2 separate regions of the Mus musculus genome follow, and region 1 is linked to region 2. A link is a loop called in an ENCODE intact Hi-C map of the cell type or tissue named here. Cell type or tissue: left cerebral cortex. All regions are shown on one strand. Links, peaks and the distances in the headings refer to the core of each region. The heading gives the core; the rest is flanking DNA. Region 1 has its middle 15 kb from the start of D530033B14Rik. Region 2 holds the start of Gm30684 (a long non-coding RNA gene).

What was found. Hi-C counts contacts between places; a loop is a spot of excess contacts. Peaks named below come from ENCODE experiments on the same cell type or tissue, not always from the same donor. Only the 100,000 strongest peaks of a DNase experiment are listed, where the experiment ranks them.
Region 1: a loop joins it to region 2, with 5 times the contacts of the local background. A loop is called at or near these places in 8 of 42 quality-filtered maps.

What each region holds. Positions count from the first base shown.
Region 1 is chr7:38,165,598-38,170,978 of GRCm38, forward strand. No RefSeq gene overlaps it. Among named protein-coding and RNA genes, the nearest start is that of D530033B14Rik, 15 kb to the right of the region's middle. In left cerebral cortex, for the core only: a CTCF peak has its summit at 2,239 (motif pointing left); a DNase peak (open chromatin) is centred at 2,389.
Region 2 is chr7:38,058,887-38,064,267 of GRCm38, forward strand. It overlaps Gm30684 (a long non-coding RNA gene), which reads right to left and starts at 3,427. Exons shown (of 7, transcript XR_003946753.1): 1 at 3,307-3,427; 2 at 2,665-2,822. Gm30771 (a long non-coding RNA gene) reads left to right here and starts at 2,394. Exons shown (of 5, transcript XR_391291.4): 1 at 2,394-3,093. In left cerebral cortex, for the core only: a CTCF peak has its summit at 2,334 (motif pointing right); DNase peaks (open chromatin) are centred at 523 and 2,362; H3K4me3 peaks cover 996 bases; H3K27ac peaks cover 951 bases.

The DNA of each region.
Region 1 (5,381 bases), core at 193-5,192, 110 kb after region 2:
TGGCAGATAAGTGGAGTAGGGCTGGGGGTGAGGGGATGGGGAGTGGGGAGCAGTTGCTCAATGGATATAATATTTCTCTTTGAACTAATGAACAAGTTATTGTATTTAGTGTGTGTGTGTGTTGTATACCAATTATATATATATATATATTTATATATGTATAAACACACACACACACACCAACACAACAATTATTATACTTTGTGTGTGTGTGTGTGTGTGTGTGAGAATTTGGGCTTGGAGAGATGGTTCAATGGTTAAGAACACTCACTACTCTTGTCAGAGATCCAAGTTCGGTTCCCAGCACCACCAGCTCGAGGGAATATGACTCACTCTTCTGGCCTTCCCCAGCTGCCTCACACACGTGGCATAAACACACAGATGTACCCATGTATACATGAAAATAAAATAAAAAAGTCTAAGTGGATACAATTATTTAAGCGAGGTATATTGTCAAATGTCTGTCCTGACAGTATTTGGGAGGCTGAGGCAGGAAGATCACGAGTTCGAGGCCCACTTGGGCTGCAGAGCAATGCCTGTCTCAACTAACACAGTAATCTCTGAGCCTTTCCTGCCGTGCTAAGCTATCCTGCACCCTCTCCAGTAACAGAATTAGTGGAGCATCCTGGCCTTGAATGTTAATGATTTTGTTTTAATTGTGTGTATGCACGTGTGCCTGTGTATGTGAACAGCAAGCGCTCTTCACTGTTGAGCTGTCTCACCAGCTCCGTGGTCTTGAACTTTTAGCCTCTCCAAACCCTGAGCTGAGTAAACCTTTCATCTCTGTCATGTTACTTGCCTCAGACACTTCATTGCAATCTCGCAAAGCTGGCTGATACACACCAATCACCCCAGACGTTTCTCACTGAAGGCCAGCCACCACCCTGACTTGTGTAGGTTGTATACAGTGATTAGAGCGCTCTTTCACCCTACCCGAGTGCTTTTGCTTGTCACCATTGGCCCATGATGCTGAGTCTGCTCATATATATAATTTTTTTTGACACAATGTTTCTTTGTGTACCCCTGGCTGTCCTGGAACTCCCTCTGTAGGCCAGATTGGCCTCAAATTTAGAGGTCTGCCTGCTTCTGTCTCAAGTGCAAGGATTAAAGATGTTCACCATCATCACCATTTGGCCGTAATCGTATCTTTAAGTTTTTTCCTAAGTGGTCTATTTTATTTTATGTGTCTGAGTGTTTTGGCTGAATGTATGTCTGTATCATGTGCCTGGTACCCAACAGAGGTCAGAAGAAGGCATCATGATCTCCTGGAACTGGAGTTATGGAGTGTCGTGAGCCACCGTGTGGGTGCCAGGAACCAAAGCCACGTCCTCTGCAAGAGGTCAAGCCATCTCTCCAGCCCCCAGGGATCATATCTGGAACGGGAGACCTCACCAGATAACTAGTAAATGTGGCTTAAAGAAGACTTTACGTCTCCCAAGTGCTTTCCCTCCTCTCAAAAGCAGCACCCTACGGACCACAGCGAAGCCTGGACAGCCAAGCCACACCCACCGCCAGTGTAGATAGGGTTGTTGAACGCCGAGGATGATTAGAAGGCCATCTGCAGTAGGGTTTTGTGTGGCTTCTATCTTGAGGGCTTGCAGCAGAACAGCCCTGGGGATCTCAGGGCTTGGAAAGATAAATACCATTTGTCTGTCACCAGGTCGCAGCTGGCTGTGGACGTTTTTGTGCAAAGTCAGCTCACTGAGCCCTGCCGCACTTTGCCAGGGGAACGCGCTTGCTTTGGCCCCGTGTTTTCCTCAATGCTGCGGCATGGCGTGGCATGGCTGAGCACACAGACAGACAGGCGGCAAGTATGTCCTGGGAGTGGGGAGCATGCAGGAAATTCCGCGAGGCTCAGAAGCCTGCAGCTGGGGCCCTTGCTACCCACAGCAGTGAGCAGCCTGATAACCCTGCTTATCTCCAGAGATTGTCTCCCAACTCCACCTGCACTGGAGACGTAGATGACTGGGGTGGCCAGGCTGACTGAAAGAACAACACAAAGAAAACGACACAACTCTATTGCCCTAAGACAGTCTAGGCATCCCGTATGATCACGATTATGTGAAAATTTCAAATTTGAGATATCTAGAATAGTTTCAGCACACAAAATTTGGGAAAGCACGAGTCATTTGCTGTTTTTTTTTTTTTTCCCCCAATGTGGAAAAAAAACCAGACAGAATCTTGTGTCCTGTGCTGTAGCAGTGATTCATGCATTTCCTGATCTATTGCGCCCCCTAGTGTTGCGTTTGACTCATAACCCCTTGTTCTGAGTGAAGCCTGGAATTCAATCTCAATAAAAAAACGATGGCTCCCCTTTCATTGCTTGATCTCCAAGAAAACTTCCGCTTCTTTTGAGTCTCTGGAAACTAAACCTGCGTCACCCTGACGTCTAAAATAGAGAAGGCACAGAGCTTTGCATGTGGTCCCAAATGAAATCGCCCACGTTTTCACAGCAGGAGGCGGCTAGACAAGGTCTAATGGAGAAGTTGTCTCCTAGTGTGTGAGGGATACACACGTCCCATCTGGATCCCGTCATCCCACCTGGCTTGGAAGCAGATCCAGAGAGCATCTGCTCTCTTTATAGTTTGCCCTACAATCTACTTCAGTGCATCTGTGTAGGATGGCAAACGCTGCCTTAATCATTTCCCAAAATAAAGACACCTTTGCCATCGTTGGAGCTCAGAAACTCTGCGTTTACATGGCTTAAAGGCTTTGGCACACTCCAGTGTGAGCCCTGGCCTACACTTTGGGTAATTTGTATGCGTGTGAAGGCAGCATCATTTTGGGTAGTTTTTCAAAGGAAGTATTAAGGGCAAGAATATTATTTTAAGTGATGGGAAGGAAAAAAAAAAGGTGTGAATTTAGTTCCAGACTCTAGAGAAGAGGAGAGAAGATGTATACTCCTGTCTGAGACATTGCAAACCACTCTAGGATGGCCGAACAACTTCTCGCCCTGCCCACCTGTTCAGAAAATGGCAGGAAGTCCTCCAGTATGCTCAGACTCCTGAGGATACAAAAACCTCAGAAGTGCAGTCAGGCCTCTGTGTGGATAAATGTTGTGCAAATTGATGGGGTGTTTTACCACCCTAGAGATTAATTTTTATCTATTTGTTATTTTTACATGTGTTTGCTGATGTACAATATGAGTGTACAGGACCGCAACGAGGCTAGAAGAGTATATAAGATGTCCTGGAACTGGAGTTACAGGTAGTTGTGAGCCATTACATGAACGCTTAGGGAACCAGATCCCGGTCCTTTGTAAGAACAATATGTGTTCTCAATTGCTGAGCTGCCTCTCTAGCTCCATAAAAATAAAATAAAATAAAATAAAGACAACAACCCCCCAGCCATATATATAGTTTTGTTTGTTTGTTTGTTTGTTTTTGAGACAGGGTTTCTCTGTGTAGCCCTGACTGTCCTGGAACTCACTCTGTAGACCAGGATGTCCTCAAACCCACAGAGATCCACCTGCCTCTGCCTCCTGAATGCTGGGAGTAAAGGCATGTGCTACCACTGCCTGGCCCTTCCAAATATCTTAGAGAAAACAAATTTTAGATTTATATTCTTGAGACTGGAGAGATTTCTTAGCAGTTAACAGTACTTGTTGCTAGCCAGGAAGTGTGGCACATGCCTTTAATCCCAGCATTCCGGAGGCAGAGGCAGGAGGATCTCTATGAGTTTATGGCCAGACTGATTTACATAGTGAATTTCAGGATAGTCAAAAAAAGAAAGCTATATAGAGGTCACCCACACCCACCAAAAAACTTGTTACTGTAGCATGTAATTTTTAAAATGTGCTTGCTCTTTCTCAAGAGCTCTGCCAAGCTGCCAACGACTGCCCCAGCTATGCCCTTTCACCTGCCCATCTTAGTCACCATGAATGGAAAACACCAGATAGACTTAATATTCTTTTTTAAAATATTTATTTATTATATGTAAGTACACTGTGGCTGTCTTCAGACACTCCTGCCCCATCTTAGTCACCATGGATGGAAAACACCAGATAGACAATATTCTTTTTGAAAATATTTATTTGTTTGTTTGTTTATTTATTTATTTATTTATTTATTTAATGTAAGTACACTGTGGCTGTCTTCAGACACTCCAGGAGATGGCATCAGATTTTGTTATGGATGGTTGTGAGCCACCATGTGGTTGCTGGGATTTGAACTCAGGACCGTTGGAAGAGCAGGTCAGGGTTCTTAACTACTGAGCCATCTCACCAGCCCCGACTTAATATTCTAAAACTAGCCAGATAACTGAATGGCTGGGTGAAACATACCCTGCCCCATCCTCCTTAGCCTTAGCAGCGGAGGTTACAAACTTTTGGTGCCCCAAGACCTATATGTCTGCCGCTTCCTCCACCCCACCACCTGCTCTGACTCCTCCTCTCTTCCTCCTGGGACCTGGAAGTCAGACCTTTTCCTTCTCACCCAGCGATTGGCTTCTGCCTTATTTATTGACACAATCAAGAGCCAATTACGGGGGCTGGAGAGATGGCTCAGCGGTTAAGAGCACCTACTGCTTTTCCAGAGGTCCAGAGTTCAATTCCCAGCAACCACATAATGTCTCACAATCATCTGTAATGGGATCCGATGCCCTCTTCTGGTGTGTGTGAAGACAGCTACGGTGTACTAATATACATTAAATAAAAAAATCATGTGTATATATATATATATATAACCAATTACGAAATCAATACCTCCACCTTCACGTTACTTTTGCAGAGTACCCAAGTTCAGTGCCCAGAACTCATATGGTAGCTCACAGCCATCTGAAACTCCAGTTCCCTGGCATCAAACACCCTCTTTTGACCTACCTTGTCTCTGGATATGCACACAGTGCGCACATGTGCATGCAACTATGATGTTTTTTTTTTTTTTAATCAACTTGACACAAACTTCAATATACCTGGGAAGAGGAACTCTCAGTTGAGGAATTGCCTGCATCAGATCGGCCTGTAGGCAAATATCTGGGAGTGTTTTCTTATTTTCTTATTTTGAGATAGAGTTTCACTATGTAACCCTGGCTGGCCTGTAGACCATGCTGGACCTTGAACTCACAGAGACCCATTTGCTTCTTCCTCCCACTAGGCATACCCTTGATTAACGATGGATGTAGGATGACCCAGACCACTGTGGGCGGTGTCATTCCTGGGCAGGTGGCCCTGTGTGCATAAGAAAGCAGGCTAAGCAAGCCAGGGGGAGCAAACCAGTAAGCAGCAGTCATCCATGGTCTCAGCTTCAGTTCCTGCCTCCAGGTTCCTGCCTTGAGTTTCCTACCCTGACTTCCTGTACTATGGACCATACGCTCTAAGATGAAATAAACTCTTCTCTCCCCAACTTGCGTTTGGCTATGATACTTATCACAGCAATAGAAAC
Region 2 (5,381 bases), core at 261-5,260:
TGACCTTCAGACTTAGGGTCCCATTACAACCAGAGTCTGCCCCTACTATCCAAGACCCCATCCATCATAAGCATTCTTTCACTTCTTCTGGGTCCTGGATCTTGGGCTTCTAACCCCCAAGAGCAAAAGGAACCATATTTGGAGAAGAGAAGGTCCTGTCTCTGAGAACCCATTCCCTGCCTGAGTGTCAAAGAGCATCCTCAGGAACAGACCATGGCCTGTTTTGAAGGCAGCACTGATCTCAGTGGTCCCAGCCCCCTACATGTACCTGAGCTGTTTGATGAATGTGTCCCCAGGCTCGACTGCAGCTGTCCCCAGGGGACAGCTCTCAAGATAAATAAATAAAGCCTTCTCTGATGGTACATGCCGGTGTCCGGGCTGCAAGGCCTATTTTTAGAATGTAGGGCAATTTTCTCCCAGAATAGACAAGACAGCTAATCCAGGAGGGAGGCTGGAGAGAGATGAAGACGTCGAGTCTAGATATGAATTAGTTGTGAGTATATTATTTGAAGAAATGTTGAACAGCTAAGCAAATATTTGATACCTTTGAATTGGAGCCGGCGTTTCCACAGGCTGAGAGCACTAGCACTACTGAGACATCCCACTTTGTCCAGGTTGTACCTGGCTGTCACACCCTGCTCTGCAGCCCTCCTGCTGCTGCATGCTGAGAAGCCATGGACACTGTGTGAAGCCACCTGCTCAGCATGTCTCTGGGACAGTGGCTGCTTGCAGGCTTTCAGGACTCTCTCTCTCTCTCTCTCTCTCTCTCACCCCCTCCCTCCCTCCCTCCCTCGCCTCCTCCATCCTCAGATCCTCAGGGCCTTGGATGCTGGGACCGCAGGCTGTGCCATCACATCTGACAACTTTCCTTTTTGGAGAGGTATTTACTACCCTTCAATTTACCATATCTTTTTTTAAATTTTGTATTACTATATTTATTCTTTGTGTGTCAGAAAAGGAAGTCCTTTCTCTCCTTGCATCACGTGGGTCCTGGGGATCAGACTCAGGTCGTCAGACTTGGAGGCAAGTACTGTTACCACCTGACTCCTCCTACCATGTCTTATTAGAGGGGGTGAGGTGGCTGTCCCTGTAGGGCCTCATTGAAAAGGGTCAGAGAAAATGATCTGTTCTATATTTGGACCTTTTAGTCTGTGACCCTGGAGAGAGGGTTTGGAGACAGAAAAACAAGTCTGATCTGTAAGACAGGAGGTAGAGTCTCCAGGTTTGGACACAGCTTCGAGAGCTTGCAGAGTGGTGGGGAATCGACTTACAGTTGGAAGAAAGGCCTAGGAGTCCCAGGACAGCCAGTAGATCTATCTTGGGAGTGGTAGACTCGTGTTAGTTACCCAAGCTTGGGGGTGGAAGCCAGCATTGGTATCCCCAGTTCACAGATGCAGAAGTGAAGAATCCAAAACATGATCAGTTCTCGAACTCATTTGTCTGTGAGTGTGTGTGTGTGTGTGTGTGTGTGTGTGTGTGTGTGTGTGTGTGTGTGTGTTTCATCCTGTGCCTTGCACATGCCTGGCATCTGCAGTCTATCCTAGTGTGCTGGCTGGTTTTATGTCAACTTGACGTAAGCTAAAGTTAAAAGGAGGGAATCTCAGTTGAGAAAATGCTTCCGTTAACAAACATTCTTCTGTAGGGCATTTTCTTAAGTAGTGATTGATGGGGGATGTCCAGCCAACTTTGGGTGGTGCCATCCTTGGGTCATTGGGGCTGGATTCTGTAAGAAAGCAGGTTGAACAAGCCACGATGAGCAAGCCAGTAAGCAGCACCCCTCCATGGCCGGCTGCATCAGTTTCTATCTCTAGGCTCCTGTCCTGTTTGAGTTCCTGCCCTGACTTCTTTCAGTGATAGACTTCGATGTGGAGGTGTGAGCCAAATAAACCCTTTCCTCTCCAATTTGCCTTTGGTCATGGTTTTCATCATAGCAATAGTGACCCTAACTTAAGACACTCAGGAACAGTTAGTGTGCGCTCTGACCACGTACTACATCTTCACTTGAATTCACCAGTTAATCATTACAAAGGCTCCCCAAGGCATGCACATCTAACCGCTCTAACTTACAGAAGAATGAAAAAGAGTTCACAGAGGTGATCCTACTCAGCTGGGTCATACCAAGCCTGCCTCCCAGCTCTCTGCGCCGCCACTGATACACACGGCCTCCTCGGAGATGCTGGCTTTCTCACTCTGCTGGGAGAATCCCGAGCAGGACGAGAGGTGGCAGCGTGGACACTGTTGGCTATGTGGCGTGGTTTAAGGATGAGCAGGGATCTGCAAGCCCTGTGAGCCCTGTAAACCCTACAAACCCTGGCGCCGCAGCTGCCGAAGCGCAGCCACCAGATGGCAGCAGATGCCTTGTGATCCCGTGACCGTAAGGGAGCGCTGCCCCGGCCAGCGGAGCCCACCCGCGGTGCACCTCCGGGAGCTGGGCGCCTTGGCCCGCCGGTGTGCTACCCGAGAGCCCTCCCCGCTGTCCCACCCCGCCCGCCCTTGGCGGGCCGCCGCCTGCTGTTCGCGGCGCGAGCGCGCTGATTGGCTTGGTCTGTAGCTAGGGAGCCGAGCAATCAGCCCCTGCGGGGACCCAGCGTGGGCGAGCCCCGGGCCGCCAGAGTGACTGGATTGTCCTACCCAGGCGGATTAGAACGTTCTCTCCCTCCTTACCATTTCACGCACTTCAACCCCGAGGCGTCACCCGGTTCGACTTCCGACGGGTGGCACAGGGCCGACCAGAGCCCCCTGCGATCTGCCCGTTTTTAACGCCCAGCTAGGCCCCACTGAATGCCATCACAGTTAAAGCAGGCTACATCTAGCCCGGAGCGCTGTAAATGATGAAGGGGACCAAATGCCTGTAAATCCCAGGGCTCTTTCTGAGCTCAGCGTGGGTACTGGGCGAGGGGTGGGGGGGATGAGGAGTCTGAGAAGAGTATCTAGACCGGGCTCACTATGAGCCCCTGGAGATCAAACCATACAAGTATATCAGTACAGGGCCAGAATCCTCTGCCCCTGAAGACCCAACGGAGAGTCATGTGTGCCTTGAACTCCATTCCACAGAGAGGGAAACTGAAGCCAGGTGGAACTGAAACCATGCAGGTCAGAGAAGGCAGGGGTCGGAGGGGGCTGCGGGGCGGGGGGGGGGGAGGGGGGAGGGGGGAGGGGAAGAGTTGGACTTGAACCTCTTAGTCAGTGACCTTAGAGAGTTGTCACAGTTAGAGCCTTTAAGAGGCTAAAAAATAAAGAGCCCCACCCTGACCATTACACACCTTACACTAATAAGACCTGGGGGGGGGGGGGCGGGAAACCCACCTAGTCAAGATGACATGTGTGCCCAACCCCCAGAGAGGGAGCCTGAGCTACACTGTCAGCTGCACTAGTCGCCACTGGCTACTAGGCTTGGCTGACCCAGCCTAGGCCACGGATTGGGTCACAAGTTAGGGCTTCTCTGGTCATAATTGAGGGGGTATTTTACAAATTTTGCAGTATTGTGTGTGCATATTACAAGTATTCTGAGGTCCTTAGAAAAGGAAGGAATAATTGAAATAAAACAAAATATCAGGGTTTGGGAGATGGCTCAGCGGTTAAGAGCACTGACTGCACTTCTGAAGGTCCTGAGTTCAAATCTCAGCAACCACATGGTGGCTCTCAACCATCCGAAATGAGATCAAGTGCCCTTTTCTGGGGTGTCTGAAGACAGCTACAGTGTACTTACATATAATAAATAAATAAATAAATCTTTAAAAAAGTATATCAGCCCTGAATATATGTGAAGTCACCCCTGGATTCAACGGATTGAAAATATTCACCCTTAAACTGCCTCATACAGACTCTCTTATCCTTGTTCCCTAAGCAATGCATTAAGCAGCTATTTACATTGCACTAGGACTCAGCAGTCACTTAGAGGGGCTTAAAGAACATGGGTGTGTGCACAAAGGCTGTATACAAACCGCAAACCGTCATGTGCACGGGTTGGGAGGATTTGTAGAAGGAACCAACTCCCTACAGCTATCAAGGGCCTACTGCATAATGCAGAGAAATAAAAAAAAAAACTGCAAAATATTTTTCTCCTTTCCTTTTTGATGCTGACTTAATAACCCAGGGTTTGTGCATGCTGTCACTGCCAGCCACTGAGCCAAGCCCCCAGCCCCTCACTGAGGGATTCTAGACAAGTCTCTAGATCAAGAAGGTAGAATTTGGGGAGACACTGTTGGGACCATGCTGGCTCTGGTGCTGTTCTCTCTGTCTGATCCCCCACCCCTCTGGGTCTCTCTGCATCTCTGTGAGGCAGAGATGTTTGTAGACACCGCAAGACCGACCGCTGTGGCAGTAAGGAGAGAAAGCCTGACAAGCTGTGCATGGTTTCAAGATTTACCACGTTTCAAAATTGGACACGTTAATTAGGGCCTTGTCCCAGGACAACACTGCCTTTATCATATCTTCTATCTGAATATGTGTGTGTGTGTGTGTGTGTGTGTGTGTGTGTGTGTGTGTGTGTGTGTGTGTGTGTGCAGGTGCCAGCAAAGTCCAAAAACCAACAGAGTCCATGGAGCTGGAGTGATAGGCAGTTGTGAGCTGCCATGTCATGCTGGGAGTCAGTCATACCTATGTCCTCCACAAGACCAGCAAGTGCTGCTAACAGCTAAGACATCTCTCCGGTACCCCCGCCCCCCACATAAGTCTATTTCTCCGCTACTCCACAATAGCAAATTAGCATGGATTCAGTGCTTAGAGCGATGTCAGGTCTGCAGTCAGAATTCTGGGTGAGGTGTGAATCTGCTGGGTCATTTACTGAGCGTTTTAGAAGGCTGAAGTCAAGGTCTTCGCTTCTATCTGAAGGTGCTGGTGAAAGTGGTGGGGAAGGGGGACTTTGCCTCCACTTCATTCATATGCTCATAGGACTAAAGCCGTGTGTGTGTGTGTGTGTGTGTGTGTGTGTGTGTGTGTGTGTGTGTGTGTAAAACACAGTTCTATGTCTGTGAGCTCTCCATGGTCTTTACCTTTATAGAACATCTTTCTGATCCTTAGGCATTGTTACCTGTAGCTCAGTGCATGAGAGACACATTCAAAAAACAAAACAAAACAAAACAAAAAAAAATACCCTCACCTCCTCTCCCCTCTTCTACTCCTCCACTTTGCCCTCCTTGGCTTCCTCTTCCTCCCCCTCTTCCTCTTTTCCCTTCTTCTTCTCATAACTTAGGGTCTTGTCTTGTTACCACCTCATCCTCCTGAAGTTTGGGGTTACGGACACCCACCGCTATCCCCGGCTTGATTCACGTTCTTATAAACAGTTTATAAGCATCTTTTTTTTTCATATTTTCCCAACATTGTCAAAATGCTTAGTTGTCATCAGTGTAATATATAAAATATAATATTGATTTAAATTT